Regions from separate parts of the Homo sapiens genome. Here region 2 is linked to region 1. A link is an interaction called in ENCODE POLR2A ChIA-PET data of the cell type or tissue named here. Cell type or tissue: HepG2. All regions are shown on one strand. Each heading gives the region's core, and the rest is flanking DNA. Links, peaks and the distances in the headings are about the cores only.

The links. ChIA-PET counts read pairs that join two places held together with the same protein. Peaks named below come from ENCODE experiments on the same cell type or tissue, not always from the same donor. Only the 100,000 strongest peaks of a DNase experiment are listed, where the experiment ranks them.
Region 2: POLR2A ChIA-PET joins it to region 1 with 12 read pairs; 4 of 35 experiments call an interaction of 5 or more read pairs at or near these places.

What each region holds. Positions count from the first base shown.
Region 1 is chr12:65,925,475-65,936,113 of GRCh38, reverse strand. All of the region lies in intron 3 of HMGA2 (high mobility group AT-hook 2), which reads right to left. It overlaps HMGA2-AS2 (HMGA2 antisense RNA 2), which reads left to right. Exons shown (of 4, transcript NR_199060.1): 4 at 985-2,796. Among named protein-coding and RNA genes, the nearest start is that of HMGA2-AS2, 18 kb to the left of the region's middle. RefSeq lists a cis regulatory region at 5,851-5,864 and enhancers at 5,785-5,929, 9,178-9,688. In HepG2, for the core only: no CTCF peak of the experiment used is centred there; DNase peaks (open chromatin) are centred at 5,823 and 7,733.
Region 2 is chr12:65,846,139-65,856,777 of GRCh38, reverse strand. The region is part of intron 3 of HMGA2 (high mobility group AT-hook 2); the gene reads right to left. It overlaps HMGA2-AS1 (HMGA2 antisense RNA 1), which reads left to right. Exons shown (of 3, transcript NR_158985.1): 3 at 5,126-5,551. Among named protein-coding and RNA genes, the nearest start is that of HMGA2, 27 kb to the right of the region's middle. In HepG2, for the core only: no CTCF peak of the experiment used is centred there; a DNase peak (open chromatin) is centred at 1,917.

The DNA of each region.
Region 1 (10,639 bases), core at 992-8,991:
TAATAGTGGCTTGCAAACTACATCTGACCCACAGATTCCATTTGTGAATGGGTCCAGCCATGTGAACATTAAAGCTATATGTATTAGACATGTATGAGAATTCCCTGTAGCTTTTTTTCATAATATTACTGTAACAGGACGCTGCATCAAGAATGCAGTGCCTTAAGCACTTAACTGCTACCCTGCAAGACTTTACAGCTTAAAGTACTTCCCTTGTTCTCCTATCTTCAAAACACCCTGGGCTGCTGGGAAAGAGATCCAGACTTTAAAATGTACTATTGTTTGAGATTGCTTTTGAAAGGAACATCTATTTTATAAAATTTAATTAATGACTACCAATTACATTTCAGGATTTGAAAGAAAAAAAAAGCTTCTTTTTCTTCAACAGTTACCACTCTCTAAAAATAACTCTCAGCAAGTTACAAAATTAGAATTTCATTAAAAGCAAACTTAATTTTTCCATGTTCAAAGTTATGTGTTGCTTACAAACTACCTTTAGTATGCTTAGGCTGTTAAAGAGTTGACAGATACACTTTTCTCCAAGATCATAACAGTAAGTATTCACACTATGATGTCTGCATGTGTGTTATGCAGACAGAAAAAAAAAAAGAAAAACCCAAATTCAAACAGACGTGTAGTTAGGCTATAACGAGCATGTATAACACACTGCAATTATGCAGATATTTCTGTCAAAGAGATGTCATTTACTCAACAAATTTTCAAATAGCTGCTTTGTGCTTAGATGACTAATAGATTATTCTCGAGCAAATGTTAAGCAGCCATCTAATAGATCACATTCAACTATAAGTTCACTGTTTAACAAGTTATAATGGTGCTAATAATTGATAAAATTCCCTATATACATATAAGCTTAGAATTAAGCTAATTTTTCAACCTATTGTTTGACATCAAATGGAACACAAAGCTAATATGGAAGAGCTTGAATGTTGGAACAATCTAATTTTCTTGATGCTTCCCCAACAGACGCAACAACTACAGTATCTTCAGGATGCAAAGCCATACAGGCGCTGTCAGTTCCCTTCTACTGGGGGGCAAGAAAACCTCCCTTTGAGCTGTGGTGACAGGGTTACATGGGAGGGTTTGGTTGCTCTTCAGTTCAGAAGCCATCACTGCCAGCACCTGCAACTTGCTGCTCTGCACCTTCTGCTCTGACCACTGGTGAGAGAAGTCACTCCTTCCTTCTCTTGCTCTTAAGATCCCTCTTAAGTCCTGCAGGGTAACACCTGCTTGGCTGCCACAGAGGTGTCTGGGTCTCCTGGTGCCTTTATGGATACTCACCACTCATGCAGGGTCTTCAGGGAGAAGATGAAGAAATCAACAGCCAGCAGCATGAAGAATGCCAGCCTCTAGGTTGAGTGATTTCATTCACAGTTCCTCAACCTATGTGCAAATCACTTTCAAGTGAGGAACTTCTATTCATGTGAACAAATGTAAGCATCAGAACAAAAGTGCCTCAGTTCTGCTCATCACAAACAGATGACATTTGTGGGTGTACCAACAGCCTTTATAGAGAAAATGGAGGTATGATTTGGTAGAAAACATAGAGGCCAAGGCTCTCAGGAAGACAGATTTTGCATTCTCTGGTTATAGCCACAACATATTAGATAGTAAAATCACAGGAATGTCGTTGAACAAGTGGGCTGGGGTATAAAAGGAACCATTCTACAGCATGAATTCCAGTATTCTCCTAATGAAAAGGAAAAAGACCAAAGCATAAAAGTATGCTGATGTTATTAGAGAATATGGTCATTGCTACACAACTGGAAAAAGTGAGCATGGGAAAATGTCACTGGATCCAGGCAATACTGGTTTTATCCCCCCAGCCCCTGTATTTTATCAATGGTTGCACAGTGCCACTGTTGAAAATCTGTATAAATTCACAATTACTCCAATTATATGGAATAATATCTCGCAATGTAGCCATTTAAATCTGAATTAAAGCACTTAGAATGTATTTTCTTTAAGTGGCTCTTTTTGAAAAGATGTGAGAATTCCCTATTCTTTGAGGGCTACTGTTCAGTGAATATACAAACACATGTAAACTTTTTCTGCTACTGCAAGCTGAGGCAGAAGAGAAGGTAGGATATAGTTGATATAGGAGTTTACAGAAGAGTTCTGTGGCTTTTTCTGAGAACTCATATCTGGGCATACTCTGTCCCAGGGCAGTTCTATATTAGTGATAAAATTGGTCTACGTTGGCATTGCTTTCTTCACTCTATTATGGTGTTTGTTCATGGCCCTATGGGTTCAAACAAATTAAGGACAGGTTAACTCTTCTTACAAATGGTTAATAATCATTTAGTGATTAGGGAAAAATTGTCACTGTTGCTTACTCCTTATAGAGTGCATACCAGTGTTTAAAAAGATAAAGACATTTTTGATGGATACCTCCCACTATCTTTTATATTTATTCTTTCAGTCAACCATAATTTCAGAATAACAGACTTACCTATGCATAGCTACTGAGGAAGCAAGGTATAGTTTGGTAAATTTTTTAAATAATCTTTTTATCCTTTAGCATTAATTACCTCATTCACTGAATGCATCATTCTGTATACAAAATGTTATTACAAAGTGGATTTCATAAGAAATGCAATCTATTTTGCAGACTATAGTGATTGTTTACACAGGATAAATTAAAGGGGTGCTTTGCAACATCGCTTATGCTTAAAGGACAAAATATTAAGGAGGTTTAAAGAAAACTTACAGCTTAGTTTTGTGTCTGGTCAGGTATATGTAATTTTTAGTACAATAATAAAAAACAAACTTTCATGGAGTTCTGCAAAGGTCTTTCCTGTATATCAGCATGTATATGAAGAGACCATGTTTACGAAGCACGGAATCGTCCCCAGGTTACTCTTGGCAGCTGATAATGAATGAAGGAAACATTTCAAACCTATGCTAGTCTACCTCCAAAGGCCCTACTTTATCTTCAAATTATACTAGATAGGAGTGTAATCATGATAAAGAATTCGTAAGAATGCAGTTCATCCCCTAAATATCCTAGCTGAACTTCTCAAAGTGATAAGGAATGCTCCTCTGTCACAGCCCAAGAATAAACTTAGCATATATAGGACAGAGGTGTGGGAAAGAAAAAACAAGTTGGTGTCTGTGGTATGTGCCCAAGATGCCAAAATCACTGATGTTTTGAATGGCAGTGGCAAGAACAACCTCATTGGCTATAGTCATTGCAATAATTGTTTTTTATAAAGTGAGGACATCCTTTTGAAAGATGGCTGCTTTAGATTTTGCCTTGAACACAAATTTTGTAGACAGTAGACCTGTCACAATGCCCAGAGAGTCCTGTTGCTGCACAGTTTCCCTCCAATTTCTAGAGAAAGTGGCCAATGATTAAAAATTTAAAAAAGCACTCTCATATCTGTAGTACTATTCAAGGAGGGACAGGGCATTACTGCCTGGTGGTAAATACATTCCACACTATTTATCACCAAATAGCTCTATCTGTCATGGTACTGTGACTGGTCCTACACCCAAATTAAGGTTTATAGAATTGAAACTATCCTTTTAACTATCCATTGAACTTGTTTATTCATTTATTTTTTTCATTTATTCAACATACATTCATTGAGTGCCTTCTATACACCAAGCACCAGGGTGGGTACATAGTTCCTGGCATATAGCCAGCATTCAAGAAATGAGAAAGGAAGAAAGAATGAAAGAATATGATCTTTGCCACTTGACAAGTCTAGTGATGCTTATGTTAACAATCAAACATTATCAAGAGAAACATAAAATTACAGTGAATTCATAAATGTAGTTTGAGACACACATATCATGCACATTGGCTGAATTTGCATATACAACCACATTAACAAAATTTGAAGTTAAAATTTGAAGGCAATAACTCAACTATCTGGAAAATTAATATCCCCTGAGATTCCAAGATTAGATGAGCATTTACAGTACCCAGTTTTGACTCCAGCTCTCACTTCCCTCTTCCTTCTGGGAAGAAGAGGTGCAATGACAATTAATGTGAACCTTACATGAAGTATAACTATCTTGTTTTATACTTCTTAGAATGAAAATGCAGATTTCTCGTGCTCGAAAACCTGGACATTGAAGCCAAATATATGCTATGGAAAAATTAAAGAATGAAGGTAACCGGATTATCCAAGTTTACATAGCTTACACTACTCAAATTTATTTTATTTTTTTGAGAGACAGGGTCTTGCTCTATCGCCCAGGCTGGAGTGCAGGGGCATGATCATAGAGCTGCCTGTAGCCTCGAACTCCTAGGCTTAAGTGATCCTCTTGTCTCAGCCTCCTGTCAAGTTTAAACTATTCAAACAAACCTTCATTTCTTGGGTTTGGTAAATATTTCAGTCCTGCATTGACTGTGTCGTTCTGGCGCCCATCCACTAATAGATCCATGCACTTAGAGGTTTTAGAGGAGAAAGGGACATAGATGCCTAATCAGCAATTTGTATGCTAAAAATACCGTGTACATTTGGACACATCTGGATATATTGATACGCACACAAACACACACACACACACACACACACACACACACACACACAAACATCTATAAACTTAGCTCCTGGGTTCCATTCTTGTTGCCCTTGATAAGTAGAGCAGTTATAAGTATATAAAGGATATTTATGTGTGTGAAAATCTCTTAAGTCTTTCAACATTTGATTGCTTTACATAGTTGTGAGATGATGGTTTCGGGAGGGGGTAAAGAAGGAAGTTCCAAAATGTGAATGGTATTTAAATCTCTTAAATTTTTTTCTTCAAAGGAAGAGAAAAAGAATGAAATTATGTTTTCCCTCTTCAACAAGATGGCTTGCAGAATGGCTGTGGGCAGAAAAATAACTTAAAAGAATATAAAGACCCAGTGACTTGAGTCCCTTTCATGAAATATGTGGGTTAAAAAAAATCCAATAACCATAAAACAACCTTTTCTTTGATGCTGAACAAAAAACAAGCTTGAAATTTAGTGCTGCTGAGCAAATGAATGAAAAATACAGATGTCTTTTACCTTCAGCTCAACGCAGATTTGCCATCTGAACAGCTCCATGCTTAATTTAACTCTTTGTATGACTGATCATATCAAAGCATTTAGTTAACAGCAAAGGTTTAAATTGAAACTTAAAAATATACATTTTTTCCTTCCTTTTTTCCTGTCTTAGTGAATTAGAAAGTTCAGCTGCACCATATCCCTTTTCTTGTCCTCCCTGAATTACAAAACTTTAACACATAAAAGCAAAATATGTATGTCTTTTCCTGGTATCGTAATCTAGTCTGATTTTAAAAATTAAGATATCGATTGTTTTATTTAAAATGTAGGACCTTGATGCTATTTTAATTTTCCAAAGTCAGCTCGTAATACCAATTTCCCCAAAGGTCAAAAACAATATATTAAGGAAATACCACCTGCTACTTAGAGCTTGCACAGGAAATTTGCATTTCCACTTTGTAATGCATTATTTAGGGGGAGGAAATGACAGCCTGCTTCATTATCCCAAGGCGCAGAATCCCAATAGCTGCAAAGCAGCAGACAAAAAGCAAAAGAGGCCGGTGTCCATTTTCCCACCAAATATCATGGAAATTACAAATTCAGTAGGAGAAGCCAAAAAGCATGTGTTGAAAAATGCCAAGCTCCCCGCAAACTCTCTCTTCTGTCCCCATGAAAGCCAGGCTTGCCTGCCAGCCCACTTGAGTTGGGCTAGTTCCACAGAGGGGCAGGTACGGGCCCTGGGCACATTTTTCAATCTTTTGTAAATAGTCCCTGAAGGATTAAGGTGGTGGTCATGGCCGTACCCTTTAACCTGCCTCAAAGAGTGAGGGAGAGCTCATGGAGCTTGCCTGTCCAAAGTTCAATAGACCCTTTCTAAAGTTTTATTTACACACCAAACAAGGTTGAAGATAGATTACTTCCTACTGTCTAGCTCACAGGAAAGAAGCATTCTGTTCAGATATAATATATACATTAAGAAACAAAGGAGTTGCTAAAAGCTTCTCCTCTTGTAAGCATTCAACTATACTGGGGCTTACAATATATTCTACTCTGAAATAGGCAGCTTTTCTTGAGTGTATCATCTCTGTCCTCTTTCTTCTCATCTTTTTCTATCTTTCATGGTTTCCCCCCTCTACAGTTCTTACTTCTGTATATAAAAACCTCTATTCCTCGCCACATATCCCATACTTAATATGTGTGACTATTAAAGCCATCTGTCTTGACACATTACAAAAATGCATTCAACTTATCAGTGATTTTATCTCGGTAAGGGCAAACAACCAGTTTATCCAATTGTTTTTCCCCAGTGAGTCAACTGAATATCCTCTTTAAAATGAGGTATTTTCAGTTGAATTTAGTTTAAAATTGAGTAGAAATGAGCATTCACCAAAGTGTTTCGTGTAAGGTGCTTCCTGTGCTTGAAGAGTTGGTGTAAGGTTTTGTCATCTACCTGTGTAAATTAGCTCCTTAAATATACATCTCTTTATAGATGAGATCACCTCTCAAGTGCCCTTCTAGCTTAAGAATTCTGGGATTCGGGGTTTAGGGATAGGTCTTCTGCAATCTAAACACTCCCTTTTTAAATTTGCAGATTTCTAAAATATATATATGATATATATTACATATATACATACATATGTATGTATATAAATATCTAATACATATATACATAGGTCTCTTTAGACATATCAAGTCGATACTTTTTTTTCAATTTTTTAAAACAAGTAAGTGTTTAAAATTAGGATTACTTCCTTTTATCTTCAAAGAGGAAAGGTTTTTACATTTTATAGTCATAATGCACTAAGAACAAACAAAACAAAACTCCGCTTTAAAAATCAAGTATGGGAAGGCTGCAACACTGAACTATAGAGTATGGAAAACATGAGGAAGTCTTGTTACTCAGAGAAATGGTTTGACAAACTTTGGCCAGAGAACAGTCCTCAGTATTTATGTAGGAAGGAGTTTTGAGAACAGAGAAATGTAGAACTTGTCTGCACAGTATCCAAACACCTATACAAAAACTTGGCCACTTCTCTGAATATTTTAATTGCGATTCTAAAAGTTTGCTGTGCATAGACCAATTCTTAAAATGGTAAGAAGGTTAGAAAAAAGGAAATCCCAAAGTAAGATACATACATACATACATACATACATGCATATATACAGTACACTACATATATAAATATATATGTACTCTTTGTCTTTGCATCCTTTATATATGTGTAATCTTTATACGGATATAAATACAGCCATGCACCACATAATGACGTTTCACTCAACAATGAACTGCATATATGGTGGTGGTCCCAGAAGATTATAATGGAGTTGAAAAATTCCTATTGCCTACTGACATTTTGATCATCCACACCCTATGTGTGCCTAGGCAAATGTGTGTGCTATGTCTTAGTTGTTAGCCAAAAAGTTTGAAAATTAAAAAAAATTAAAATTTTCAAAATAGAGAAAAGCTTATAAAGATATAAAGAAAAATATTTCTGTACAGCTACATAATGTGTTTGTGTTTTAAGTGAAGTTTTATTACAAAGAGTAAAAAAGTTAAAAAAATTTAAAGGTTATAAAGTAAAAAAGTTACAGTAAGCTAAGGTTAATTTATTATTGAAGAAAGAAAAATATTTTTTATAAATTTAGTGTAGCCCAAGTGTACTGTGTTTACAAAGTCTGCATAGTGTACAGTAATGTTCTAGGCTGTCACATTCACTCACCACTCACTCACTGACTCACCCAGAGCAACCACAACTTCCAGTCTGGCAATTTCCATCCATGGTAAGTGCCCTATACAGGTGTACCATTTTAAAATCTTTTATGCTGTATTTTTACTGTACCTTTTCTATGTTTAGATATGTTTTGATACACAAATACTTACTATTGTGTTACAATTGCCTACAGTTTCAGTACAGTAACATGCTGTACAGGTTTGTAGCTTAGGAGCAATGGGATGCACCATTTAGCCTAGATGTGCAGTAGGCTGTACTATCTAGGTTTGTGTAAATACACTCTTTGATGCTAACACAACAATGAAATTGCCTAAAGATGCATTTCTCAGAATGTACCCCTATTGTTAAGCAATGTATGATTGAATATATATCTTTATAAAATATATAATATATACACATATATACATACATACATATATATATATATATACTCACATACATATTTTGGGTGACAGAAATATGTATGTATATACATACATATATACATACATATTTTATATATACATACATATATAAAAAATATATATACACACACACACACACACACAGATACAAAGAGAGAGAGAGACAGAGAGAAAGAGACAGACCAATAAGCCTTTATTTTCTATGAGGACAGGTATTTGTATTACCTGAGGACAAGAGAAGTTTGTATTAATCCAGTAAAGATATTTGGATAGCCGAAAATACAATTAGCTGTAAATCAGGGTTCTGGTTTCTAACCCATTTCCTGCTTCTAATAATTAGCTACAAGATCTTGGGCAAGTCTCTGGAACTTGCTAGGTTTCCATTTCTCCATCTCAAATGGAGATCACTGTGATAATTTGTGATTTTATAAAACGTAAAGAAGAGTTTGTCCCTGTCTTCCTCAAAACTGAACTAATTACCAATTTTCTATCACACAGCCACTTAAAAGTGAAGAACTGTCTTTTCCAGTGTGGTTTTTATATTTGGCAGCAAAACCAAACATCTAGTGGAGGCAGAATATGGAATCAAAAGGCACACGTAGCCTTTGTTAAAGCAGCAATTCATCTCTTCAGAAAGTTGTGATCCCTTCCTGGAGCCTGGTATGGCCGTGGATGGTAGCTCACAGGATTAAGTTTCAGAAAATAGGCTTGGTTTTTCTACCATGAAGGGAATAAATTCAGTTCCTATAAGTGTAGCAATTAATGGGCACCCATGGCCATCCCACTATGAGGGGAAAGGGGCCATTTTGTAAAAAAACAATCCAGGGCTGGAACTCAGTTTGAAAATGGTGTTAAGTTGTGCGTTTAAAATGAGTGATAAAACTCCCGTGTGTTGAAAGAAGGCCATGAAACACTGCAACTCCTCCTTGCTTTGCAAAAGAGTAACATCCACGCCATTCACCTAGGAGTCTCCAATGATATACCCTCCTCCCATTACACTTAAGTGGCAAAAAGACCCCTGATTACTGCATGGTAACAGTGATCAACATGGTCACGCAGAAAAGCACTTTTTTTTTCCTTTCCTGGAATGAACAGCGTGCTGCTTCTGGAACTGGAGGCTGCATTTCTGTCACCCAAACCTCTCTCAGAGCTGTGTGTGTTGTGAGACAGCTGAATGTCTCACTGAATGTTTCCTGTGACAATGAGGGTGCTTCAGAGCTTCCCACTGCTGCCACAACCTTTCCTTTGTGATCTTCATGGTTAATGAGACTGTAAACCAGCATCCAAATCAGCATTTGCTGATTGAAAGCAGGTTTAAAGGGCGAAAGAAAATGGTAGTGGTTTAATGATTAAACAACTTTTTACTGCTAAACATTTAAGTTGTTTTAATGTCTAAATCAATACACTTGCAGGATGCAAACTGCAATTAGGTGGAAACAGAACTTCACACTCTTGCAGTTAGAGAAAAACTTGCTACTATCACTTTAAGTGTCAAACTTGTGAACTGGCCTTGAAAGCCTCTCCTCTGCCTCCCTCTCCCCACCTCCGAGGCATTAATTCTATAGAGACGAAGTTAAACACTTAATTTGCAAAACTACTGAGAAGTAAATTTCTTGTTCCAAGGTAACTGGAGTAATTGCCAAATGCAGATAAATCCTCCCCCTGAGTAGGAAGCCCCACACTGTTTTGAAAACAATTCCTAGACTTTGCCCCTGTTGAAGCTGATTGAATGCTCAACCACAAGACTCCACTGTTGTTATCTCTCGCTTACTGCTTTTAGGGGCGGAGTTAACACTTTTCAAAAATCCGAGCTTCCCTAATAAATACAGGGATTTAGTGAAGATTTTGATTGTCTGGGGTTGGCATTCCTGAGGACAGAATAATTTATTTTGCTCTAAGCAGGTGTGTTATGAGAACAGAGGCTATGTTGATAAGAGATCCCTGGGAGCTGGTAATATATTATCTTCTGTAATTTCTTCCAAAAATAGACTTAATGGAAAGAGGATGCATAATATACCCCCTCTCAAAGGAAGCGTTCCCCAATACAACAGAAGCAGTCATTCTAAAAACAGCTTTATGGCTCTGCAGTCAATAGCTCTATTTTCTCCCCTTTCACAACTTCCTTCCTTCTGCTATGTAAGAACTTATGTGAGGGCACACACACATTCACGTGTCAGTGCACACAACTGAAAATGCCCGAGATCCGCATTCTCTCAAAGATCTGCAAGATCATCGAAAACTTAATGATCGCTTGACATGACTTAACCTGATTAATTGATAGTGCTTTTCATTTTATTTCATTTTTTACTCCAACTCTGATCATGTACAACCATGAATTAACCTTGCATTTAATTCAGTTCAGGGAGCAATTTCCAAATGCCTACTATGTTTGAAGTGCCGTATTAGACACAAAGATATACAGGAAACGATGTTCACAAAATATAGGCTGTAAGCAGAACACTTCCCCAAAGAAAAAGATGGCACCAAGAGCAGAATCGGAA
Region 2 (10,639 bases), core at 1,340-9,339, 80 kb after region 1:
AAGCCAAGGAGCATCAAGGATCACCAACAGCACCAGAAGTGAAGGGAAAGAGATGGAACAGATTCTTCCCTAGAGCCTTCAGGGAGAGCACGGCCCTGCCAACACCATGATGTCAGACTTCCAGTTTCCAGACTGTGAAAGAGCAAATTTCTGTTGTGGTAAAGCACCCAAGTTTGTGGCACTTTGTTATGGCAGCCCTGAAGAAACTAACACAGGACCTGAAGGAAGAGATTTATCAGAACTGTGGTCAACATTCCCAATGGAAATCCAAGGAAGATCGGGTGAGGCAAGAGGAAGCGGCTCGCTACAGGGAAAAGCAATGGACTAGAAGTCAGGAAACCTGGCTCTTGTCAGAGCTAACAAGGTTGTGTGGCCTTGAACTGGACACAATTGCTCTGGGTTTTCATTTTGTCACCTGTAGAATATAAGAGGATTTAACTATATAATCTCTACACCAAGTCTAGCTTTATAGATGGGAAGACCAAGGACCACACAGACCAACATTTTAATACTTTCAAATTCACTGTTCTGGCATTGCTTGGACCTCAGGGACAGAAAGCAGGACACAGGAAACAGAACTGCAGTCTTCCATTTGCCTCAAGCCATGCTTACTGCAGCAATGTGGCCACATTTATTTTGGTTGAGTAAGGCCCAAAGGAGTTTGCTATGGAAGCAACAGCAGCATATGCTGATATTCTATAATTATTTTCTTTCAAATATAACTTTTTCTGCACTTCCAAGATTGTCAAAAATGTCTACAGCTGATTCAAAAGCATGATTTTTGTTTAAATAAGATAATAGTTACCACCAAAAATAAAGAATATCACTTGTAATTCGTAGATATTTGAAGTGCCAATAGTCAAAAAGCATTAGTCCAAAAAAAAAAAAAGAAAAAACAGCTCTTTGTATGCCACAGCATAGCTGGGATTTAGGATCCAACAGGGCTTTTGGTCCAAATATACTAAATGTATTCTCCAAAAGAATCCCATAATGATCACATTGATAGTGTTTTACTCTTCAGTTATTATGATCAATCATTATCATCATCATCATCATCATCATCATCATCATCATCATCTGTGTTCTGGTTACCTAAACAAACACTCAGATTCTAAGAGTGACTAGTGGAATGCAATAGACCTTGGCCATTCTTAAATGTTAATATTCACAGTTTGAACTGTTTGCAAATCCATTTTTTCTCAGACTAGAGTGCAGGCCTGAGACATTTAGCCTGGAGGGGCAACTTGGCCATCTGCCTAGTGTTTGCATCTTAGCACAGCTTTGCTCTGTGTGTGTGTGTGTGTGTGTGTGTGTGTGTGAGAGAGAGAGAGAGAGAGAAAGAGAAAGAGAGGGAGAGAGAAAGGAAAGAGAGAGACATAGTTGTAATATGAAATTTTTATTTGGGGAACCTAAACATTACAGTGGCATTCTCAAATGTGGATCTTCCTAAATGTGTCAAGATGACATGGTTCTACTATAATTGTTCTAGAGACTGGGCCAGATAGCCAAAGTACAATTAACAGGACAGTTTTCTCAGTGAATATCTGCCCGCAAGGACATTTAAAATCTATGTGAAACAAGGAATTTCCAGGGGATGAAGGTATTCATCCACAACTTCAGGACGAAACAGGCATGTGTTTCAATATATCCCAAAGGGCAAGCAGGTACTCAAATACGCCTGTTGTATGTGCCTTCAGGAAAAGCAGGTGTGTTACACTCCCAGGCCAATCCTTTCTTTCTTTCCTGGCCTCTGAAGTTGGCAGAACTCTGAATGCAGTACAAAAGTGTAAGTTACTTCAGGCAAGCAGTTAGCTGTGTGCAAAGCCCACCTATGATTTTGCCAGGGCCAGCCAGACCTTTATAATGAGGGAATGTGAAAGAGTAACTGCACAGCCAAAGACAGGAACCATGGGCCAGAATTCCTCTCCCCACATTCCTACAGTCATGCAAAGTTCTTGTGTACTTAGAGAAGACAAATTTAGTGTATGTCATCATGGGATGTGCCACAAACTCCTGAGCAACTGACAGTCTTAAAAGAATACCGGAGTGGGGAGGGAGAGCATCAGGAAGAATAGCTAATGCATGTTGGGCTTAATACCTAGCTGATGGGTTGATAGATGCAGCAAACCACCATGGCACACATTTACCTATGTAACAAACCTGCACATCCTGCACATGCACCCTGGAACTTAAAAAATAATAATACCTTTGGTAGTGAATACATGAACCTACATGTGATAAAGTTGTATATAACTTGATGCTCACACATACACACACACAAATAAGTACATGCGAAACTGGGGAAATCTAATCGCGATGAATGGATTGTGTGAATGTCAACATCCTAATTGAGATCTTGTTCTACAGTTTTACAAAATGCCAGCATTAGGGGAAAACTGGTCAAAGCCCACAAGGCACGTCTCTGAAAGAAAAGGGGGCTAATTTTTCTCTCTACCAGAGAAAGGGCACGAAAGAAAGTTTTATTTAAAGAATTTTTTTATTTTGAAAAACATAAATGTGTAAGGCTATCAAAATGTTCCTTTCTATATTGATGTTTCTCTTATCTAGCAATCTACAGAAAATGTGGAGGGACTTCCTTCTGACCTTTTTGTAAAAGGAACAGAAGATGTCAACAAGATAACAAACAACGTAGGTGGAACACAGGATATCTCGAAATGTGTACCTTCATCAGCCATTTTTCATGACAAACACTTTGAAATGTCCCAGCATTACACATAGTTTAAAAATTCTGCATTAAGTTAAAACTCATTAATCCTGTAAGAGTTCTTATGATTCATGAGCATGGGAAGCCTTGTTGTAAATACAGTGCGATCATCTCTCCTAGATTAACTACAGTGTCTGGAACTGCATTCCCACACATCTGCCTCAGCTTTTACTATGGACTTTAATTAGGGAACTTAATGCTTTGGTGGCATTCTCAAATTTGGATATTTCTATTTGAGATCCAGAGAGAGACGGGAAAAGCAACTGAATTTATTGAGCACTCACGATGCGCCAAGCACTGTGCATTGAGCTGCCTAGACCAGGAAGGGTGGGACCCCTGTGCGGCGAGGATGCAGGCTCATGCCCCAGACATGACATCACATTACCACTCTGCCCGCTCAGAATCACTGACTTAGGAGGCCAAAAACGATTAAGCGAGTCAATGGCTAAGGTCACAGACAGCCATAGAGAAAAGGGCCTCGGGAAAACAGCATCTACAAATCCCATATGGATCACTGCGGCTGATTTTATTAGAATACTGAAACACATAAAGTAATCTGCAGGGATATTTAACCACATTCCACTCTAGACTACTCAAACTTATGTACTTTCAGCCCCATAATTAAATATGAAACAAAACTGAATTGAGGCAAGGAAACCAAAAGATTAATACAGTACAAATATGGGGGGAAGTTTCTTGCTTCTATAAACTTGAACAGTATATTCAACAGATTTAAACTTGAACAGTATATTCAACAGATTTTAAATCTGTTGATAATTACGGTATCACATGTAAGTATTCATTTAAGCATTACCATGTCCAGGCTACTTTCTTTTCTCCCCAGTTTCAGTGCTCTTAGACAGTCCTCATGGTTCAGCTGTCACAGCCAGGACAATCAATTTTCCAACTGGTCTTCTCCAGTGCCACACTCCCAGTTCCCCACACGTCAGTCGGCAACCTTCCCCCTCAGACTGTACCACTGCAGACACGGCCATTGTCCTCTCCTGCCTGGGATCACTGCAACCTTCCAGGTCATTTCCACTCCAAGCCATCCTCAATGTCCCAAAGTTTCCTTCTCATTTAGATATGTTTTGTCCATGATGTTCTGTTGGAACTTGGCAGTGAATGTCTTAAGAGACGAATTCTAAAATCCTCCTCTTCAATGTCTACTACTGGAGAGGTCTCTTCTGCTCATCTCTCTCTCCTGGGCACTTCACCTATTTATTACCACATAGATCATGTGGCACTCTCTTAACCTCACCCAACCCTGCTTATTTATTCACTACTTCTGCACATGAACCCAATACCTTTCATGTTGGAATTCTTTTGATATGTCTCTGTGATACATCTGAAAGTTGTCAGTTTTAGCCTTTCAACCATAAGAGCAGATGGAAATGGAAAAAGAGTAAATGCCTCATAAACCATTAGATAAGACAAGGGAAAAGCTGAAGATAGCAAGCTAAGTGTTAGAAGTTATATAAATAACAGGAACAATTTCATTCACCCTATTGTAGTATATGAAATTTTAATTATTATTATTATTATTTTTTGAAACAGAGTCTCGCTCTGTCACCCAGGCCAGAGTACAGTGGTGCAATCTCAGCTCACTGCAACCTCCACCTCCCGAGTTCAAGAGATTCTTTGGCCTCAGTCTCCCGAGTAGCTGGGATTACAGCAGCGCGCCACCATGCTCAGCTAATTTTTGTATTTTTTTCTTTAGTAGAGATGGGGTTTCACCATGTTGGCCAGGCAGGTCTCGAACTCCTGACCTCAGGTGATCCACCTGCCTTGGCCTCCCCAGGTGCTGGGATTGTAGGCGTGAGCCCCCGCATCCAGCTAGTGTATGAAATTTTAATTGCTGATACTTACTGCTGTTACCTTATGATTGCAAGGTGCTTTATTTGTACAAATTATTTGTACAAATTATTTGCACAAATTGTACTTTGTACAAATTTGTACAAAGTACAAATTACTTTCAAATTATTTGTACAAATTATTATTTGTACAAACTGTACCTTGTACAAATTTGTACAAAGTACAAATTACTTTCTTATATTATTCTGACCACAACCCAGACAGGAAGACAAAGAAGATATGACAATTATTATCCCTCTTTTACATAAGAGCAAGCAGGTTCAAGGATAAGTCACCTGTCCAAGGTCACAAAGCTAGAAATTCATTAAGTCAGAATGCAAGTCAGAAAGGCCTTTCATCACGAACGTAGTGTTCCATCTACCATATCATTTGAAGTCTCATTCAGAACCGTGATTAGTGGGTTAGAAAAACAGGACATAGTGAGAAAGACTTGGGAATGTTATTGTGGAAAATGGAAAGCTGACAACATATTTTCACAGGGTTTAAAACTAATGATTTTTTGTTGTTGTTGTTGTTTTGAGACAGAGTCTCGCTTTGTTGCCCAGGCAGTGGCATGATCTTGGCTCACTCCAAACTCCGCCTCCTGAGTTCAAGCTGCTCGCTGGAATTACAGGTGCCCGCCACCACAGCTGTCTAATTTCTTGGTTTTTGTTTTTGTTTTTGAGATGGAGTTTCGCTCTTGTCACCCAGGCTGGAGTGCCATGGTGCAATCTCAGCTCACTGCAACCTCTGCCTCCCAGGTTCAAGTGATTCTCCGGCTTCAGCCTCCCAAGTAGCTAGGATTACAGGCATGCGCCACCACACCCGGCTAATTTTTTGTATTTTTAGTAGAGATGGGGTTTCACCTTGTTGGCCAGGCTGGTCTCGAACTCCTGACCTCAAGTGATTGACCTGCCTCGGCCTCCGAAAGTGCTGGAATTACAGGCCTGAGCCACTGTGCCAGGCCAAAATAATGGTATTTTGAGCATTTACTAGGTACTGGATACTTTAGCTGAAACTACAATGGAGATATTACCAGCCTCATTTCACAAAAGAAGAAATTTAGTCTCAGAGAGGTAACAAAGGCCTAAGGTTAGTAAGTGATAAGGTTCAGACTCAAATGCAGATATGTTAAGACCCAAAGTACGTACACTTTACAGTACCCCAAGTAGGAAGATATATTTTGAAGAGGAACATAGCAGATGTTCTCTGTCACCATTAAGAACAAGACAAGAGGAAATGGACTAAGAACCGTAAAAGGAGAAATTCTAGGTTGAATACATGAAGACCCTCCTGTCACAGGAAAGACGATTAAACTTGTACACCACTGTCAAGGATGCTCATGAAATCTCCTTTCTAAATTGCTTTTTTCATACACATAAGGATGTTTTTCTACCAAAGATAACTTCAAGACTGCAAGTGAATTAATCTAAACATTTTCTTGGACACAAAAATATCTCAGACTCAAAAATAAAAAAATAAATAAAAGCACAGGATAAAACACCCAAATTTTCATACAAATTGGGAAATTTTGTGTTTGCCTTATGGATATAAAATGTCAGCTTCTCTAAATGTTTATTGTAATATATTTGTTTCAAAGATAGCAAATAGTAAGTCTGAATACTTACCACATTATTACAATCCCAGCAGAAAAGTCTTTTTTTTTAGTAAAAAAAAAAAAAAATTCGGTCTCTTCATACTGTGACTATGTAAGGCCAAGCTCTCTCACACTACACAATCTAAGTGCATTGATCATTCTATTAAAGCAATAATATACATAACCCATTTGCTTTATCATAGCAGGAAACAATGCAGTACAAGTGAGTTTAGTGTGAATTAGTTTCCTGTAAATACTGTGGCTCCCTAAGAACTTCCAACAGTGCAAATAGGGTCATAGCTGTAACAGCTTTGTTCCCATAGGTCTTAACAGTTGAAAAGGATCCCAACTGATCTCCACTAAGATGAGTGATTTAATAGCGAGGGGGACTACATGTTAGAAAAAATTACCTATTTATTGCTTATAAAATTATGGATTTTAAATGGTTTTATGTAGCTCATCAATTGTCTAAACAGGATGGAAGGCACAAAACTTTAAGCCTGGCTGATTTGATGACAAATTTTAATATCCACAAAAAATTCAACCACCAATAGAGGAAGGGCAATACTAAATAAAAAATAGAGGCTAGGCACAGTGGCTCACGCCTGTAATCCCAGCACTATGGGAGGCTGAAGCAGGCGGACCATTTGAGGTCAGGAGTTTGAGACCAGCCTGGCCAACATGGTGAAACCCTGTCTCTACTAAAAATACAAAAATTAGCCAGGCGTGGTGGCAGGCACCTGTAATCCCAGCTACTCGAGAGGCTGTGGCTTAAGAATCGCCTGAACCCGGGAGGCGGAGGTTGCAGTAAGCCAGGATCGCGCCATTGCACTCCAGCCTCAAAAAAAAAAAAAAAAAAAAAAAATACAGAGCCTACCATTGTCTTGGTTTGGTAGTCTGGAGATGACCACTCTCATTTAGGAAAATCTCAATAGCAAATCCAAACAATGTCATTAAGCTCTACCACATTGCTATGTAAGAAATTATAATAAGGAGAATTAGGACTGGGAATGAGATATTTTTCACCAAATATATATGGAAAATATGTAGTCCAAAGATATGAAAGGGGAATAAGGGATTTATTTATTGATTTGTAAATCAAACTATACTTTCTCTTAAAAGAGAAATTTTAGATTAATAGCACAGAATGAACATGTTATAAGATGGACAGCATTATCACTCATTGCCTTTTCATCCTTTCCTTAAAACTTATAAGGTGTGCATCCAGTGCCAAGAATGTCCATCTCTCAAGAGAATGAGGGGACACAGAGATGGCCATGTTCATACATTCTAACTCCACCCCTAGGAGAGTGGGCCCAGGCATGCAAATGCCTCATCAAGTTTCCACTAGAGAATTTAAGGAATACTGAAGTTGGACTACCTGAGAGAATAATGGCAGGAAAGAAAATGTAGGGACAGAGACCCTGTAATAAGGAAATTACACTCGAGGATCAGCTTCTGACACAAACTGCGTAGGATGTATCTTTTCTGACATCAGAATCATTCTGAACAGGAAATAATAAGGGACCGCAAAACAAACAGTGCTTTCTAGAACATTACCAACCATAATCGTATGAGTCCATGTTCCTCCATGCACATACAGTTATTATCTCACCTTCTTGGGATTTAGTGCTTCCTGCACTGGGGAACTGCCTTAATATTGAAGATATTTGGGTTTTCTGGGAACTTGGTAAACCTGCACTTCCGTTATTGGTAATGCTTAAACTTTTTTTTTTTTTGAGACGGAGTCTCGCTCTGTCGCCCAGGTCGGACTGCGGACTGCAGTGGCGCAATCTCGGCTCACTGCAAGCTCCGCCTCCCGGGTTCACGCCATTCTCCTGCCTCAGCCTCCCGAGTAGCTGGGACTACAGGCGCCCGCCACCGCGCCCGGCTAATTTTTTGTATTTTTAGTAGAGACGGGGTTTCACCTTGTTAGCCAGGATGGTCTCGATCTCCTGACCTCATGATCCACCCGCCTCGGCCTCCCAAAGTGCTGGGATTACAGGCGTGAGCCACCGCACCCGGCCTTAAACTTTTAAGTTATGTAACATTGCTAGCTATTATTCTAACTGAAGTACTTACTCCCATGTTGACATAAGCCTAGGATTTCAGGTTGTTGTCCCCAGTAAATCTTTAGTTGTACACCCTACTGCCTTAATGTATCACTTTAAGTGCTTTCAAATGCCCTTGAAAGAAACAAATAGAGTAATTGACTTTTTACTTTTCTTTATTCTCATGTTAGTACTAAAAATTAACAGAAAGAAAATGGGACACAAATAGGCCATTAAAATAAGTTTTTGTAAAAAGAGAGAGAGAAAGAGAAACTACCTTAGAAAATTAGTTCATGAGGTTTGGCCAATAAAGCTGTCTTCTGTTTTTCTGATGATCCAAAATTGTGACAAAAATCCTTCTAAGGTACAGCATAAGAGTCTATTTTGGAAAGCAGAATGCTATTTCCAGGAGTGAGGGAATGGAAACATTAACATAGGGCAAGACATTCGAAGTTTCTATTGGGCCTGGGTGATAGTGGCTAGCAGCTTACTTCTTTAGTGGAGAGGCATAAGATGGAATTCAAAATTATTACAAATACTGCTTTGATGCCTATAGGTTGTGCTTTTTAAAAAAAACCTGCTGTAGCCTCTTTGGAAATACAAATCATTAGTTTGGATTTTTTTAAGTCAAAGAATGTAATTCAAATCCACATTCATTACTGGAAAACAAAAATTCAAAGGCCATCCTTTATACACACTAAAGAAAAACTGTCATCCTACTCACCGAACATTTAGTAAGCACCATTATGGGCCTGAGACTGTACTAACATCAACAATTATGACCTATTGAGAGCTTGACACATGCTGAATAAAGTTTTTTTGATGGCTTCTCATTTAATTCTTATGAAACAATCCTACCAGACAAAAACTATGATTACCCTTTGTTTTACACACAGGGAAACTGGGGCTGGGATGATCAACAACTTGCCTTGATTAAGCTGATACCTGAACCCAGGCAGTCTGAGCTCTTAATCACTTTGCTGAATTCCCTCCTATGTCCTAGGTGCTGAGGTTAAAAAGATAAATAGGAGATATGCACCCAACCCTCAAAGAGCTCATTTTAAAACACAAAGGGCTGCACTATTCAGAAATATTAAAGTATATAATTAAGTTGCTATAAGACCTGGTGATTTAAAAATTATTTGATAAGCATAAATTATATTGAGTATGCACAAAGAGGAAAAATAAGGTCACCATATGTTAAATGGCTCAACAGAATTTTCCTGTTTTTTTCTGATTCCCTTTTTCTCCCTCTTTTTGGAGCCTGTACCTGACGATTTAACACCCATCTTTTTAACCCAATACTAACTAGATGAAATTTGACTACTTTGATAAATCAAATCTGTATACATTTTGTATTAGCTTATATATTTGCTGTGAAGATAATGAGAGAATGTAACCCCAGGCACACAGCACATAGCACAACCAATTCATATATCATATATAAGTGTGTGTGTGTATATATATAGTATGTATGTATACATATACATGAACATTCAAATTATGGTGTTAATATAGGTAAATTCAAATAGTGTGTCATTAGGATTTGGAAAGCAATATAATTACTTCTATGGAAGGACTTAAATTCTAAAGAGCTCAAAATACTTGAAAACTGTAATTTAATTTAGCCTCCTAACATCTGAAGCATAGAATAATAATCTACCTGGCAGGTATCAGGTTATCTCTTTAGAGCTCCCCAGACTATAAATTCCCCAAAGGCAGCCCCACCTATCTTGTCAGCCTTGACATCCCTAGGACCCAGCACAGACTTGATTTATAATCGTGTCAGAAGGCTTTGGCAAAATGTTTAGACAAATGGGAAAATCACAAAATCAAAGGGTCTCAGAACTGGAACTCTAGGGTTTAAATGATCCAGCCAAGAAAGAGACAAGCAACCAAATAGGTGAACAACAACAACAAAAAAAGTGTTTCAGTAGCCTCCGTCTCTATCTCTGTCCTGTACATGCTGTTCCTTCTGCACAACATCACGTTTAAACAGGCACTCGAGGTGCATTTTCTGAGTTAATGCACTGAAATTACAGTACAATGTGATAACACGGGCTTTCCCTGGTCATATAGTTAGGGTTAGCTCTGTGGCCTCTTAACACCCAAACAGGACTCTTTCAGCATCATAAGACAAATTCACTAAACCTGAATTGAAAGAACTACATTCCACAACCTGAGTCTAATGTAAGCATAGATTTGATGCCATTCTTCTGAATCTGAACAGAGGCTAAAGACTTGCCAGAACAAGCTTGACCAGCAGCCATTCATCGTTTACTAAGGAAATGCTCAAAAGGGACTCTTGTTTACTACGGCATCCTGAAAAAGACTTTTTAACTAACTTATAAAACCACGTTTATTGTAAGAATGAAAAAATAATGAATGAAAAACAAATTTCAGTGTCATGGC